2 separate regions of the Homo sapiens genome follow, and region 2 is linked to region 1. Evidence: chromatin loops called from intact Hi-C (ENCODE). Cell type or tissue: PC-3. All regions are shown on one strand. Links, peaks and the distances in the headings refer to the core of each region. The heading gives the core; the rest is flanking DNA. Region 1 overlaps TSBP1 (testis expressed basic protein 1). Region 2 has its middle 9.6 kb from the start of TSBP1-AS1.

Evidence for each region. A loop is a pair of places that touch in the nucleus more often than their neighbours do. Peaks named below come from ENCODE experiments on the same cell type or tissue, not always from the same donor. Only the 100,000 strongest peaks of a DNase experiment are listed, where the experiment ranks them.
Region 2: it touches region 1 in a loop (6-fold over the local background); 4 of 110 quality-filtered maps call a loop at or near these places.

The regions. Positions count from the first base shown.
Region 1 is chr6:32,293,024-32,301,356 of GRCh38, forward strand. It overlaps TSBP1 (testis expressed basic protein 1), which reads right to left. Exons shown (of 26, transcript NM_001286474.2): 24 at 7,657-7,677; 25 at 6,899-6,913; 26 at 1-1,012. The region is part of intron 1 of TSBP1-AS1 (TSBP1 and BTNL2 antisense RNA 1); the gene reads left to right. Among named protein-coding and RNA genes, the nearest start is that of TSBP1-AS1, 42 kb to the left of the region's middle. In PC-3, for the core only: no CTCF peak of the experiment used is centred there; DNase peaks (open chromatin) are centred at 5,108 and 5,898; H3K27ac peaks cover 3,698 bases.
Region 2 is chr6:32,241,456-32,249,788 of GRCh38, forward strand. No RefSeq gene overlaps it. Among named protein-coding and RNA genes, the nearest start is that of TSBP1-AS1, 9.6 kb to the right of the region's middle. In PC-3, for the core only: a CTCF peak has its summit at 3,660 (motif pointing right); a DNase peak (open chromatin) is centred at 3,636; H3K4me3 peaks cover 618 bases.

The DNA of each region.
Region 1 (8,333 bases), core at 46-8,045:
TTCGCCCTTTTCGAGCCTTTTGATTTTTCACCATTGATTTCTGATTCTCTCTTTCCTTTAACTTTGTCCTTTCCTTTGTCACCTTTTGTGTTTTTGTCACCTTTTTCTTTTTTATTTGGATCTTTCTCTGCATCTCTCTCCTTTTCTTTATCATTATTTCCTTTATCCTCAAAACTCTCCTTCTTTTCTTGGGCTTCCTGTCCTTTTAGTACACCTGACTCACTCTTCTTTACTTGGGATTCCAGTGTTTCTGGTACACTCACCTCAGTGTTCTTTACTTGGGATTCTGGTCCTTTCAGTACACCTGCCTCACTCTTCTTTTCTTGGACCTCTTGTTCCTTTGGCACATCTGCCTCAGTCTTCTCTACTTGGCCTTCTTGTCCTTTTGGTACCTTCAACTCACTCTTCTCTACCTGGGCTTCCTGTCCTTTCAGTACAACTGACTCCCTCTTCTTTACCTGGGCTTCCTGTCCCTTTGAGACACCAGACTGACTCTTCTTTACTTGGGATTCCTGTCTTCTTGGCACACCCATCTCACTCTTCTCTACCTGGGCTTCCTGTCCTTTCAGTACAACCAACCCACTCTTCGTTACTTGGGCTTCTTGTCCTTTTGGGACACCTGACTCACTCTTCTTTACTTGGGACTCCTGTCCTCTTGGTACATCTGACACACTTTTCTTTATTTGGGCTCCCTGTCCTTGTGGTATACTCATCTCACTGATTTTTAGTTGGGTTTCCTGTCTTTTTGGTATTCCAGCGTCACTGTCTACCTTGACCTCCATTCCTATTTTGTCTTTCTCTAAATCAGTGCCTTTTCCTTCTCTTTCTGGCTCCTTTATGTGTGCTGATTTCAAGGATTCTACAGAATTCGTAAATATGATGTCATTCTTTAGTGCTTCCTTGTTTTCTTCTCGGCTATTCTGAGACCTTGCAGTGCCTCCACATTTTAGAATCTGGATTTTGGAACAAGATTTTTTTGCAAGTTCTTCATCCATGTAACCTGTTAATATAACTGAGCATACAACAAAAGGGCGTGATTTAGATATCAAGTATTTTCTCTTTATTTCTATTTTTTTCCCCTTGATACTGGTTCCTTTTTTGTCTTAAAACTGACAAACTAAAATTTTTCTGAATCTCAAGTTATCTAAAATGATGGTTCTCTGTACATAAAATTATAAAAGTATCGATAAAATTCTGGACTATTTTCAATAATTTGGAAGATTAATGAGAGAAAAGGTAAAATGTACTGTAAATGAACTGACATTTGTTCAGTGGATTATGGCTAATGAATAATGCTTAGTGGCTAACAGAGGATGTATTCTGAAAAGAAATAGAATTTGTTTTAAGGAAAAATTGTGGGAGGAAGCAATAATTATATTTCTCAAGACAGAAAAAGGAAACTCAAAAATGCTTTCCATATTGAATAAAAGCATATCTTATTATGCAAAAGTAATAACAGTACTAGCTGATAATTATTAAGTGCTTACCACATACCAAGTACTCACTGCTCTAAGCACTTTATGTATTAAATCATTTGATACTCACAACAACCAGGTAGGGTATTATTAACCTCATTTTACAGATGAAGAAACTGAGGCACAGAATACTTAAATGAATATGAATAAGGTTATGTAATCAGTAGGTGGTGGAGCTGGGATTTGAATCTGAGTAGTCAGACTCCAGTGTTCAGTTTTGATCATTACTGTAGACTACTTCTTGCAATATCTGCAAACTCTGCAAAAATTTCAGGTCCTTTGATCATGTTCAGGTAAATCAGCTGTTACGTCTCAATTCCTGTGTGATTTAACAAACCTGAATTTATTGGCTTCTGCTAGGTATTTTTTATTTGCTTTTGTTTTTTTTAAGTAATATGGTTCCCTGAATTAAGTAAAAGAAATATCTGAGCCACCAAGGAATTGTGTGGGTTCTTGCCGTGGAGCAGAGGGATGTCTTGCTTTGAGAAAATCTAATATTTAATATTTACTATAGTAGAAAGAATACTGAATATAAAAGCTGAATCAGAAGACTTGGGCTGGGGGCAGTGGCTCACACTTGTAATCCCAGCACCTTGGGAGGCCAAAGTGGGCGGATCACTTGAGGTTGGGAGTTGGAGACCAGCCTGGCCAACATGGTGAAACCTGATCTCTACTAAAAATACAAAAATTAGCCAGGCATGGTGGCACACACCTGTAACCCCAGCTACTCATGAGGCTGAGGCAGGAGAATCGCTTGAACCCGGGAGGCAGGGGTTGCAGTGGGCTGGGATTGCACCACTGCACTCCAGTCTAGGTGACAGAGTGATACTCCATCTCACACACACACACACAAAAAAAAAAAAAAAAAAAAAGAAGACCTAGGTTTATTATTCCTGCTAGCTGGGTTTAATGGGTTTATTAAGGTAAATCAGTTAATCCTCAAAGATTCACTGTTTTTATATTTAGTTTGATCTGCTCACTTTGTAGAGTTACTAAATATTGTAGACAAATGTTAAAGTAACATAGCCTTTGGAGACAGACTGGTTCAAATCCTGCCTCCGCACCTGCCTAGCTGGGTGACCTTTGGCAAACTTTACTTTCTGTCTGTAAAATGGGGGCAATAGTAGTAGCTACCTCAAAGAGGTGTTATGAGATTAAATAATGTTATCTAAATAAAAGCACTTGGTACAGTGCATGGGACATAAGTAGTCAATAAATATTGGCCATTACTACTTCCCAATGAGATAGTACAGGAAAAAACTCTCTAATTCAATCAAGACAAGGCATTCTTAGTTTCCAACAAATAATTTACAGGAGTGGTTAATTGTATTACAGGAAAATTTCTTTTTTTTTTTTTTTTTTTGAGATGGAGTTTCGCTCTTGTTGCCCAGGCTGGAGTGCAATGGCACGATCTCGGCTCACCGCAACCTTTGCCTCCCGAGTTCAAGGGATTCTCCTGCCTCAGCCTCCCAAGTAGCTGGGATTACAGGCATGTGCCACCACACCCGGCTAATTTTGTATTTTTAGTAGAGATGGGGTTTCTCCATGTTGGTCAGGCTGGTCTTGAACTCCTGACCTCAGGTGATCCACCTGCCTCGGCCTCCCAAAGTGCTGGGATTACAGGCGTGAGCCACCACACCCAGCCAATTACAGGAAAATTTCTTGCTTAAAAGTGAATTATTGGACTTTTCGTTTTTTACATTTAGGGTTTGATGTTTGAAAAATTGGCATACACATAACTTCAGAATTTTATCAATTATAAAAATGAGGCACACCTGTATTAGATAAGAAACTAATTATAAATCAAAAGAGTTGTTGTAGTTCAGTGTTTTCTTTTATTATTTTCAGCTGTTGACATCCAAATAAAAATAACATTAGGAAAATTACAGTAATGTTTTCTGAACCTTTTTGTATATGTCCCCACCTAGAGTTCTTCATTAAAATATGGTTACTGACATTTTATTCTAGACAATCAATTTTCAGTTTCCTAATGAAAATCAGTGGTAATATATTTCAAGCATTGCTAAATTGAGAAAAATAGTTCAGAATATTTTGATCTTCGACAGTGCTACCAGTGGACACTGTTTTGTTTTGTTTTGTTTAGGGGTATGGTGGTGTGGAATGGTAAGATCATGCTCCGCTGAAGTTTCTAACCTTAAGAATTTCATGGAATGTACTCCTCACATAAGCTGATTTTCCTTAAGCTATGAATATTTTTAGTTTTACTATCCCTTGGGGGTAATTATTTGCTACTGTGTGTAATACTTCATGACTCATTTTAACCTAAATTTACCTTCTAAATTATATAGGCTTTGTAAACCAAAATTAAGTATTATAGGATTTCCTGAAGCACCCAGTGTTTATTCTAGCTACACCTTTCCTAATTTCACAGAATTAAAAAACTTTTTATTCTTTCTCCCACTACACTGAAAAATACCTCTAGTTACTTCTAATAGAATCTTCATACCCTTATTTTAATATATTTGCTGTCATCTTTTAAATCTTGAATTTAATTAACATAGATTAGATTTACAGGATTTATTTTTGAGTAATCTAGCTATCCCATAAAGTGAGGTTCACTTTTATTTCAACTTTGCATTGCAGAAGTAAGCCACAAATCATTATTCCACCACATTCTAAGTTCTTTTCTTCCTTCTCCCAGATTTCAAGATAGTTCATACATCTTTTCCTTCTCTTGGACCTCATAATCATCTAACACATACAGTGTAAATCTTCATAATATAAAGACTTGGAAGCCCTGGCTGCAAGTACATTTATTGCAGGCAGTAGCCCATACTACAAAATTTTAATACAATCAAAAGATTTAATCAAGACTTTGGGGATCATCATAATATATTCAAGCTGAATAAAAAGTAATTATTAAAATTTTTAAATTGGATTAATTTTTGTTAAAGCTAAAAGATATCATGAAATAGCTATCACATTAACAATTCTATCTAAATGATACTTAACATAGAAAATAGAATGTGGGCTTTATTAGGAAACTAATCTTAGGTTCTTAATCCAGTGGTTGTCAGGGAGAGCACAATTGGATCTAGACTGTAAAAGATCTATTCAGTATCAGAGGGATAAATCATTATAGTTCTCAGGCTATGAATTACATTTTAAAAGATCATATACTTATTAGTTGAATGAGGAGGTGAGAAATAAGAGACTCAGTTTGCTGGGATGATGATGTTTGTTGGTTTAATCTATCTTAAACCTTTCTTTGAACATTGACTTAAACCTTAACCTCCTTTTTCTAAAAATATCAACTGGGGCCGATGCAGTGGCTCACACCTGTAATCCTAGCACTTTGGGAGGCTGAGATGGGAGGATCGCTTGAGGCCAGGAGTTCGAGGCCAGCCTGGGCAACATAGTGAGACCCCATCTCTATTTTTTAAAAAAAATAGAAAAACAATCAATTGGGAAAAATGTGTTTGAAAGAGTATATCAATAAGAATATGTCTTTTACAAAAAATTTTTTAAAAGATTAAACAGATTTTTCTCTGGCAACTTAAAAAATTAGTATTCATTAAAAATTTATTACCTCTGGGAAGAGACTTGGCCTGTGATCCCTTCTCAGAGCCCTTGTATTAGTCAGGGTTCTTCTGAGTCAAGTTGACATACAACATCAATCATCAGAGCCCACCTTTTTTTTTTGTAAGAGAAACTCACAAGATCACAGTCCTATCACTTTTTCTATGTGAGGAGAGCATTTGAGGGATGTTGGCGCATTATAATTTTTCTGAATGCATACTGTTTCTTGTACCATGAATCAAAAGAAATTAATTTCCCCGGCTGGGTGCAGTGGCTCACGCCTGTAATCCCAGCACTTTGGGATGCTGAAGTGGGCAGATCACCTGAGGTCAGGAGTTCGAGACCAGCCTGACCAACATAGTGAAACCCTGTCTCTATTAAAAATACAAAATTAGCTGGGCATGGTGGCACATGCCTGTAATCCCAGCTACTTGGGAGGCTGAGGCAGGAGAATCACTTGAACCCGTGAGGCAGAGGTTGCAGTGAGGCAAGATTGTGCCATTGCACTCCAGCTTGGGCGACAAGAACGAAACTTTGTCCAAAAAAAAAAAAATTAATTAATTGCCCCTTTCAACTTCATCTCCCTGCCTTCCTTTCCCTCCAAACCCACTCTCTTTCTAGTGTGAACTGAGAAAGAAGAATGAGGCTTAAACACGATTAAATATAAGGACATATTTTGTGTTTGTGTCAGTGTTTGGAATGTTTGAAATGCTTGAAACGTGTCTCACTAGGTTTAAGTCTTATTTGCTTCTTTTGATCATATGTTTACAGAATTAAACAAAAGTTATTATTCTACTTTGTTTTGTATGGTTTCCTTGCTTGAAGAGCTGAGTCATATATTAAGTAATCCCAATAGAGATAAATCTGAATCCAGAAAACAGTTAAAAAAGTCAAACATTGATTTAAATGCGGTCTTCTATTTTTAAAAGGATCCTTTTGTGTACATTTAGTTATCCAGCTTTTCTGTAGATGTATATTTGTATTTGCAAACATTCCATAAAGTTTCCTGACTAATCACAAAAAATGCATTTGTGATTCAGTATAGGAGGCAATGTGTTAGTATGGGAAGAGTGGGAAGAGTGTGTATTTTGGAGATAGGACATCCTGGGTTTAAATCCTGACACCAATGTTTACCAACTCTTTAACCTTGGGTAAATACCTGAGTTAGTTTCCTAATCTGTAAAATGGGGAATAATAATACCTACCAGGCAGGCATATGGTAAGAATAAGAGATGTTACTTTTGTAAGTGCCTAGCACAGTGCACAAATACATAGTCAATGCTCAATACCTACTGTCTTTCAAAGGTAGTTATTTAGAAGGCAATAGAAAGGAGATGGTATTTTGTTTTTAACTAGTTTTTTTCCCCCATTAATATGATTCAGAGGGACTTCACCTATAACTAAAAAAAAGTTCTAAATTCCCAGCAAATAACTAATGGAATTCAGAAACCAATCTTCCTTTCATTATGTTTTCCTGAGAATCAGGGAGGAGATTCTTTTTCAGAGCCTAGAAGATGGCCAGAGATTGTGGCACCCTTTCATATGAGCTTCATCTTCTCTACAGCAATCTCTTAAATTGTAGTTATTTAAAAACTTGGGGCCTGGCACAGTTGCTCACACCTGCAATCCCAGCACTTTGGGAGGCTGAGGCAGGAGGATCACTTGAGCCCAGGAATTCAAGACCAACCTGGGCAACATAGTGAGATCCTGTCTCAAAAAGAAAAGTGGAGGGCGGGGGGGAACCTTGGAAGTTTCTGGAAGATAGGAACATTCAAATTGGCCTTAGAAGCACAGGCCTCTATTTTGGGAGTAGAAACAGACAGGTCACAAAAGAATTAAAAGCAATGTAAAATATCAGAGTTGAGAATAGATATGGAACTTACCCACAGGAGTCAGTGCTAAAAACAAAACACAAAAGAAAGATCAGTGAGGATTTTCTAACTCAAGAGAAACCCACCTTCCAATAGTATCCTTCCTAGGTGAACTTAGAAACAGGACTTGGAGGGAGCACAAAACTCTGTTTCATCCTCAGGAGTGTTGCTGGCCAATGCTCCATATCGCACTCCACACAGAGGGTTATCTTTAGGATGCCATTTAATTAATATAGGCATTTGAAATCTTGGGTAGGTAAAATCACTTCTACTGAAATTCAAACTATTGTATTTCCTGCCTTTCTTTGTTCTTTGATAAGTCTTTCATATGTCTTCTGCAAAACAGTTTTTTGCTCACTGTTCTGGTCCGTTTGAAAAATGTATATTGTTGATCAATTACCAAAATCACATCTAGTCCTGACACATATTCTTTTTGTCAATCTTAGAGGATTTTCTTTTTTAGTAAAAATTATTAGTTGCCAGATTATAGCACAGAGGAAATAGGCTCTGTTGTGATAGATTAGCTGGGAATATATGCTACCAATAATCTTTGGTAGTAAATAACTAGAATCAAACACAAGACCATTATACTTTGTTACAAAAGGAAAATAGATAAGAAGAATTAAAATTGAAATATGAGGAAATCACTTATTGAAGAAATATTGACTGCTGTAAGGTAGAGGAACTCGTAACACAAGAACATTTGGGAAAAAGAACTTAAAGGTCCTAGGCACAGAAATAGGTAAGGCAAGGAAATGATCCAAACTTACTGATTTTTCCAGAACTGTCCACTGAAAGAGATAAAGGCAAACACATCAGTAGGTACTGGGCATTCCCTTCTTCCCAGTCCCCAAACCTCTGCATTGAGTGGGATCTGTGTCATTAACAACTAAATTTCATTTATTTAAATGTGAAGAAACTTCATTTCCCTTCCCCCTTCTCTTTGCCCAGTGTAGTTTACAAAGACCTTGTGATAAGCTACTTTAAATCACCTTTACTTATCATTGATCATTATCAATTTTGTCTAGAATGTCAAGATTACAATTTATAAAATATAGGACATATAATGGTCTTGCTTAGAAGATGTGTGCTAACATTATTTTTTGACATTGATACGAATTTTTTTTTAATATATTTTTTTGAGACAGGGTCTCAGTCTCCCAGGCTGCAGTGCAGTGGCATGAACATGGCTCACTGCAGCTTCCACTTCCGGGGTTCAAGCGATCCTCCAGTTTCAGCCTCCTGAGTAGCTGGGACTACAGGTGCGTGCTACCACACCCAGCTAATTTTTGTATTTTTTTGTAGAGACGGAGTTTCATCACGTTGCCCAGGCTGGTCTGGAACCCTGAGCTCCAGCGATCCACCTGCTTTGGCTTCTCAAAGTGCTGGGATTACAGGTGTAAGCCACCATGCCTGGCCTGGTACGAAATATTTAAGATACAGTTGT
Region 2 (8,333 bases), core at 199-8,198, 51 kb before region 1:
CTGGGATTAAAACTCTTTTTTTTCCTCCATTTTTTGAGATAGGGTCTTGCTGTGTTGCCCAGGCTGGAGTGCAGTGGTGCGATCTTGGCTCACTGCAACCTCTGCCTCCCAGGTTCAAGCGATTCTCCTGCCCTAGCCTCCCAAGTAGCTGGGACTATAGGTGCACACCACCACACCTGACTAATTTTTGTATTTTTAGTAGAGATGGGGTTTTGTTATGTTGGCCAGGCTAGTCTTGAACTCCTGACCTCAAGTGATCTGCCCGCCTTGGCCTCCCAAAGTGCTGGGATTACAGGCATGAGCCACTGTGCTCAGCCATATTAAAACTCTTGTGTAATAAATTCGCAGATATGGAAATCCTTCATTTTCCACAAAAAAACCCCATCCTGTGTAGATACCAGGTGACCTCATCACAAGAGTCAAAATGAAAGTGCTGTCAGCGTGGTGAGAGAGGTGGTGATGTCAGATCACCTGTGGAAGTGAAAGGACCTTGGAGTTGAAAGGAATCTTCAGGATGGTCTTGCCTCTGGCTTTCAAACTTTTTCTTTTCATCATGTCAAATGTAGAGGAATTTTGTCCATCAAACTCATATCTAGAATCCCAAAATAGAGAAGAGATATAGGATCAGCGCTCTGGCTGAGTCTTTCCCCTCCTGAGACCCCACCCCTACCCAGAGTGACCCTTCAAGGTTGCCATGGGATGTAGGATGCTGGGGAACACAGCCTGGAACTGTTCACTTGGTCCCATTTCTTCTTTTACTGAGGCCCAGAGGGGAGACGCGACCTGCCCAAGGTGACACAGGCTTGGGACCCATGCCCAGTGTCCTGCTTGCTGGTCAGGAGTGGCTGAGGAAAGCAGAGCAGGGGTGAGGTGGGAGGAAAGGGCAGGGCCGCACTGCCTTGGTTCTGGAGCCCTCGCTGATAGCCTTGGGCCTTTTTCACTTGTTTTTCTAACTTTGGGGACAAAAGATTTTCTTTCTTTCTTTCTTTCTTTCCTTCCTTCCTTCCTTCCTTCCTTCCTTCTTTCTTTCCTTCCTTCCTTCCTTCATTCCTTCTTTCCTTCCTTCCTTCCTTCCTTCTTTCTTTCCTTCCTTCCTTCTTTCCTTCCTTCCTTCCTTCTTTCTTTCCTTCCTTCCTTCCTTCCTTCTTTCTTTCTTTCCTTCTTTCGCAACAAAGGCATGATAAGAAATTTTTTGGTGGGTAGAGCAGAAGAGTATATAATAGTGAAAAAAACACTTAGCTTAGGAGTTTGACACAGTGTGATGTTGGTCAGACTAGCTAACCTCTCTGAGCCTCACTCAGTTCCTTCATCTGTAAAGAGGTTGGGGCTGGCGTGGGTGAGTGGGTGGGTGCTGGATGAAGAGGGAAGGAGATGGACAGGAGGCACCTGGCGGACTTGGCCAGTGTCAGCTGCCGTCCTAGGAGACTCTGGGCTGGGGCGGCATTACTGGTTATCCCTTTCCTGGGGAGGTTGACAATTAACCCTGGAAACAGTCTTTAAAATTTTTACTGGACACATATAATTATGGATTGACAATCTTCCATTTTAAATTTAGAAACTACAGGCAAAAGTTAAAGATATCACAAATGAGTTTTTTATTTTTATTTTTTCATGACAAGGAAATTAGTTGTGTGCTGGGGTCTAGTATGGGGAAAGAATCTATTAAAATATATTTAAAAAGGTAAATCCAAAAATTTATAATTACAAGAGTGAATGACAAGATGATTGTCAATAAAATTAAATAAGCAAAACAACTGCTTGCCCTTTAGAAAATGTATCCAAGCTCCAGGGATCCAAAATGTTTATGAATCTGTGGATGTCTGTGTGTGTGTGTGTGCGTGTATATTTTTTTTTCGTTGTTGTTTCTCTGCCTCTCTCGCCAAACTATATGGAGCCCTGGCTAAGGATAGAGGACTGTCAGATGTGTTTTCAGGGGAATCGCTGTTTTCTTCACATCAGGGGGAAGTTCTTAGGCAGCTGAAAGCAGGGGCTCAGGTGGGCATGGGGGGGTGGGAGGGCTGAGGTTTAGGATGGGAGGGTGGGTGAGAGCTAGTAAGGGTGGGTGGGGCACTGGGGGTGGGCAGCGGGTACTTGGCTAGGGGTTCAGGACCTGTCTCAGGGCTGCTGTCCAGGGGGGTGGAGGAAGGGGTAGTGAAGGGGTCAGAGCACTCAAGATGCGCAGTGTAGGCAGGGGACAGGCTGCGGTGTGTGAAGAGGGTAGCCTGAGGTGGTGAGACTTGCTGATCACCCAGCTGGGCTGCCTTGGTCTACTCACAACTGGTCTTCCCTGTGTGTTTGGTAAACACCAAAGGAGGTAAACTCTCCAATCCTGGCCTGTGCTGATGGTGAGGCGGGAGAAGGCTTCCCTGGGTCCCAGGTCCCCAACCTGGCACAGTCATGGGTCAAGGGCTGCCTGTTCCTCACCTGCCTTCCTCACGGGGCTTCTGAGCCTAGCCTTGCTTCGGGCATTAGGAGAGTCTGCCTGGAAGGCTCTCTGGCCCCCAATGCCCTGCCCTCCAAGGCTCCCAGTCTAGGTGGGAGAGACATACAGAACAAATAGCATCGTGGGGGTGGTGGGAGGTGGTGTGAACATGTCTCCTGCAAGCTCTGGGAAGAAGCTGTGGCCACACAATGGAATGTCTCCAGCCCTGACCTCTCCTTGGAACTCAGACCTTTCTGCCTCTCTCGCCAAACTATACGGAGCACCTGGTAAGGATAGAGGACTGTCGGATGTGTTTTCAGTGGAATCACTGTTTTCTTCACATTCTTCACATCAGCCACCTCCTCCACTCCCCACCAGGATGTCAACTGAAACATGTCTCAGTCCAAATTCTTTATTCCCTGCTTCTGCAGCTATTCCCTCCCTCCCCGCAATCCTGGCACAGCGTATTGCTTAGGCTGGACTACGCTGTGAATGTGTCTCCCAAAATTCATGTGTTGGAAATTTAATTCCCATGCAACTGTTGGAAGGTGGGGCCTTTTGGGAGGGCCTTTTGGCAGGGCCTGCATGAATGGATTAATGTCATTATAAAAGGACTTGATGGAAAGAGTTCATCCCTTTTGCCCTTCCACTCCCTGCCACGTGAGGACACAGTGTTCCTCCCCTCCAGAGGATGAAGCAACAGATGCCACATTGGAAGCAGAGAACAGCCCTCACCAGGCAGTAGTGCCTTGATCTCAGGTTTTCTGGCCTCTAGAACTGTGAGAAAAGACATTTCTTTTCTTTTTTCTTTTTTTTTTTTTTTTAAGACAGAGTCTTACTCTGTTGCCCAGGCTGGAGTGTAGTGGCATGATCTTGGCTCACTGCAACCTCCGCCTTCCGGGTTCAAGCGATTTCCGGCTAATTTTTGTATTTTTAGTAGGGACGGGGTTTCACCATGTTGGCCAGGCTGGTCTCAAACTCTTGACCTCAAGTGATCCGCCCGCTTCAGCCTCCCAAAGTGCTAGGATTACAGGCATGAGCCACTGCGCCCGCCTCGTTTTGCTATTCTTCAACTTCGCATGTTTGGATTGCTACAGCTTGAGGTCTTTAGTGTCTGGTTTCCTTCGCTCCCTTCCACGGTTCTAAGATTGTTTTCTGCATCCTCCGTACCCCTCCCTCGGTGTCTTCCTGCTGGGAACTGCTCTTTCTGTCTGCCACGTGGTGGCCACAAGGGGGCAGCAGAGGCTGAGGAAAATCTGGTGAGACCAGGTTGGGGGCCTTTTCCCGGGCCCACGAGTTACTCCCCCCCGCCCACGGAGCACCTTCTGTCCGGGCGCCTCCCAGGCCGCTGCTGCTTCTTGGTTCTGCTTCCTTTTCTGAGACCCGCTGCTTTAGAGAAGATTTCTGGAGCAGAGATTTGGAGCAAGGATCTCCAAACTCTTTTGATCACACACTCCATTCAGTAATATATTTTGAACATGCAGCTAACAAACATATGCAAACATAATGCAGGTTGAAAGAACAAACGCAAATCACATTAAAAGGGCATAAGATTGAAGATTTTATAATAGTTCTAATATGTTCTCTGCCTTCTTTCCTGTCTCTCCAGATCCCTGGAGGACCCCTAGGGCTGGTGCCCCTAATCTGGTGGCCCCCTGTTTAGAGCTCAACTGAGCTTTGATGTAGACCTGGCCCCTGTTAGGGTTTGGCCACACGACCTGTGACCCTGGGCAGGTTTCCTCAGATCATCGAGGCTCTGTCTCTCAGCTGTAAAGTGAGGACAGTAAGGACCATCTCATGGTATTAAGCTAAAACATTCACGGAAATAAATATGTAATGCTCAGAGTAAGATGCCACCTAGTGAACAGTGGGCCTGAGTATTTGGTGGTGGTCATTAGAGAGCAGAGGCGCTGGCCTCAGGGTTCAGCCCACAGTTCTGCCTGTGGAGAGGAGACTCAGTGACAAGAGAGAAAAAAGTGTCCGACATCCTGGGGACTGAGAATCTGCCTCTCAGGGTTGGACAGGGCAGGGCCTCTTCTGCCTCCAGCACCCCAGGCCTCTCTCCTCTGATTCTATCAGGGACGGAGGCCAAGGTTGGAGACCCCTAGGCCTTTTCACCTAACTTGGTTTTCAGATTCCTCCCACTAGGACTTGTGTGTTTCAGCCTTAACCATGGATGGGCCTGACCTACACGGGATTGAGAGGGTCAGTAAATTCGTCCCCACCACTGACTGGGTCACCTACCTGGGCAGTACACATGCTGCTCTCGGCAACTGTTTCTTCTCCTGACACTTATGATTTTATATACAAATTGTTGGAAGTTATGTCGTAATATAGTCCTTTTGGTAAGAGTATATATGGTCAAGGATACTGTGACTGAATTTGAAGAGTAAATAATACAGCTGTGTATTGAGCTATATAATGACTAGGGCTCTCTTTATTTTGGGGACAGAGTGAGAACTTCTTCACTTATAAGGTGGCTTTGTCTTGATTGGTGAAAATAGAGAATTATTTCATTGTTGTATAAAAGTTCAGGCCGGGCACGGTGGCTCATGCCTGTAATCCCAGCACCTTGGGAGGCCAAGGCAGGCAGATCACCTGAGGTCGGGAGTTCCAGACCAGCCTGGCCAACATAGCAAAACCCCATTTCTACTAAAAATACAAAAATTAGCTGGGTGTGATGGTGGGTGCCTGTAATCCCAGCTACTTGGGAGGCTGAGGCAGGAGAATCGCTTGAACCCAGGAGGCAGAGGTTGCAGTGAGCTGAGATTGTGCCACTGCACTCTGGCCTGAGTGACAGGGCAAGACTCTGTCTCAAAAAAAAAAAAAAGTTCAAATATGTGTAATATGAAAACTGTGCAGCCAAAGGTGTGACTGGTGCTCAATATTATTTTATTGCATCTTTGTTCCAAATCCACTCCATCTTTGTCCTGCCTTGTGGTTCTGGAGCTGGACCCTATAAACATTTCTTCTTTGCCATTGGGCACAACGTTAGACTTTGACAGTAAATTGCACTGGAAGGAATACTGCAAGACATAGCAGAGAAAACAGCTTCATTCTAGTTCTGGTACTTTTTTTTGAGATGGAGTCTCACTCTGTCACTCAGGCTGGAGTGCAGTGGCGTGATCTCGGCTCACTGAAACCTCTGCCTCCCAGGTTCAAACGATTTTCCTACCTCAGCCTCCTGAGTAGCTGGGATTACAGGTGCACACCACCACACCTGGCTAATTTTGTATTTTTAGTAGAGACAGGGTTTCACCATGTTGGCCAGGCTGGTCTCGAACTCCTGACCTCAGGTGATCTGCCTGCCTTGGCCTCCCAAAGTGCTAGGATTACAGGCGGGAGCCACCGCGCCTGGCCTGCCAGGCTTTCTTAATATGCCCTACCACCATGAAACTTATATTGGGGGGGAGACTCAGATAGGGGCCAATGGGGGCAAGTTTGAGCCTTGCCAGGTTGATACTTGGGCACTGAGCAGAGTGACTAGTGTCTGTGTTTTGACATGTGTGTATAACTCCTGTTGGAATGGGAAATGTTAATTTAGTTCCCCCACACAACCTGTTGGGCTGCCTCTTGCAAAACTGGGGCCTTTTGCCTGTGGTTCCATGAAAAGAAAAGGAATGTTTTTCTTTTGTAACGTGGCTTGGCCCCCACAGCTACGGTGCAGCAAGCAGGGTCATCAAAAGCCACTCTGCTCTTCTGGAAGCAGCTGAGAAAGGGAAGCCATAAACCTGACAAGCTGGTAAAAAGCTAATTTCTTACCAGCTAGCCTCTGGCCTTTCTCTCTCTGTGCAAATGAGTTGAGTGAACAATAAAAATCACTGTTTGTCTCCTCTGCAAAGTTTTGATTAATAGGGAAGAAGATTTGTGTGACTAGTCTTAGGTTGTAGTGAATCTTGTGTACTTTTGCTACTTTGAACTATAAATATTTGTATTGTTTGGCCCCTTCTCAGAAATCACCTTTTTTGCCATCTTCCTTTGTCTTTGCCTTTTTGTGTCGTTCTGTCATGGAGAAGGATACCATAGGATAGAACACAGGCCTAGGATCCCTGTAAGCCTGCTGTTCAAGCCAGCCCTGCAGACTGGTCGGTTACAAACTTTGCTGCAGGTCCTTGGAACAAAAACTGGATGAGATTTCCCTTGTCTTGTTTTATGTGGTTGAGAGCTTGACTTTGTAACCATGTAGGGGTACTCTCTCTCTTGATCTCTGCCATCTGGAGGGTGGAAATTCTTGGGTTCAAGTCAGGTGGCTGGTCTGAGAGGACTGGGAGTCTGAGACACATTAGCATACTCTTCGTCCTGAATGTGTTGAGCCCTTAGGTGAGTTTTGTCTTAAAACGTCCCATCTCTGCTGGTTGGATTTATTAGGACAAAAAAACAGTCCTATCTCTACAGGACTTTTGTTGTATTTTGCTATCTTAAACCCATTTCCAAGAGGGAATACTTGGGGATGCCTCCTCTAGGAATACTTCTTGCTGCTTATATGGCAAAAACCTGGAAAATTACCATCTGCAATTTAAAAAAGGTGTTTGAGTCTCTATTGGAACTAAGTACACCATTGAAAGAAAAAGGATTTTAGAGATCTCTTATCTAAAACAATTGAAGGAAGGTTAAACAGTAGTGTCGTGGGTAGCCTTAAAAATTCTCTTGAGCAGTTAAAATCATTCGCAAGCTTGAAAATGACTGCTCTAGATTCTTTCTGGGAAGAGCACTGGCAACCACCCTATGCTGTAGCACAGTAGCTAAATCTCTGCCCTTTCACTATGGTGGCCTGGGATCACTTCCCAGCTTAGGGAATGCGTCCTTTCTGGTTTTGTATTTGTGGGACTTTTTGCCATTCATTGATGGACAGCTTCTGATTTCCTGTCTTGAATTTTCCTTGCTCTGAGATACCTTTGGGGTGATTCTAGATCTTGTAAAAAACTGCTTGGCATCTCTTTGGAGATACCTTGTGCATCTGTGGTTAAGTCATAACCCTAGTTAAGGCTCATTGGTTTCAGGTGGGAGGTTATCCTTGGTAGAGAGTTCAAAAGCCAGAAATATCAGCTGTTTGTTCCAGCTAAAAACTGGTAATAAGAGATCTGAAAGAATTTTCTTCAAGAGCTCTATAGTTAAAAGTCAACTTAATTAAAACTGATTTAGAATATATGTGTACAGATATTGTTTTAAAGCCTCTGCTCTCTCTCTGTAAAAACTTCTTAAGCAACTGAATTCTGTCTGCTTAAATTTTAATCTTTGTATGTAAAAGCTAGGAAACAAATATACTTTTAGAGATGGCTATTGACAGTTGTTTACAGTGAATAGTTATCACTACAGGGTGGTACTGCTTTTTTTTGCACATTTAGATAAGAAAAGCATGCTTTGGGGCACCTAGAAGGTATGGAATGAGGGCTAAGACTCCCATGGAGCATTAAGTGATTACAGAATAGGCTGATTGTTATAGGGTTGCCCACCAGCCTCAGGGGAATGTCCTTGCAGTGAAGTGCACCGTAAAAGCATTGCACTATCTTGTCCTGCGGTGTTCTCCTCTTTTGAGGACCCAGGATTCAGTGTAAAAGTTGGATCCTTAACTTTGGAAATCTGTTTTGCCTTCCAGCTGTGCCTGCTTATTAGGCCATAGAAACTGCATGCTTTCCTGGCCCTGTTCCTTAAAGGGCTCCACCCTAAAGCCAGTAATTCAATTAAGAAACTAACATCTTTAAAAAAATTTCAATGGGCAAGTGTGTCTGTTTTCCTAACCATCTTTTTTCTTTTTCTTTTTTTGAGACAGGGTCTTGCTCTATCACCCAGGCTGGAATACAGTGGTGAGAACATAGCTTACTGCAGCCTTGACCTCCTGGGCTCAAGTGATCCTCCCAGCTCAGCCTCCCCAGCAGCTGAGACCACTACGCCCAGCTAATTTTTGTATGTT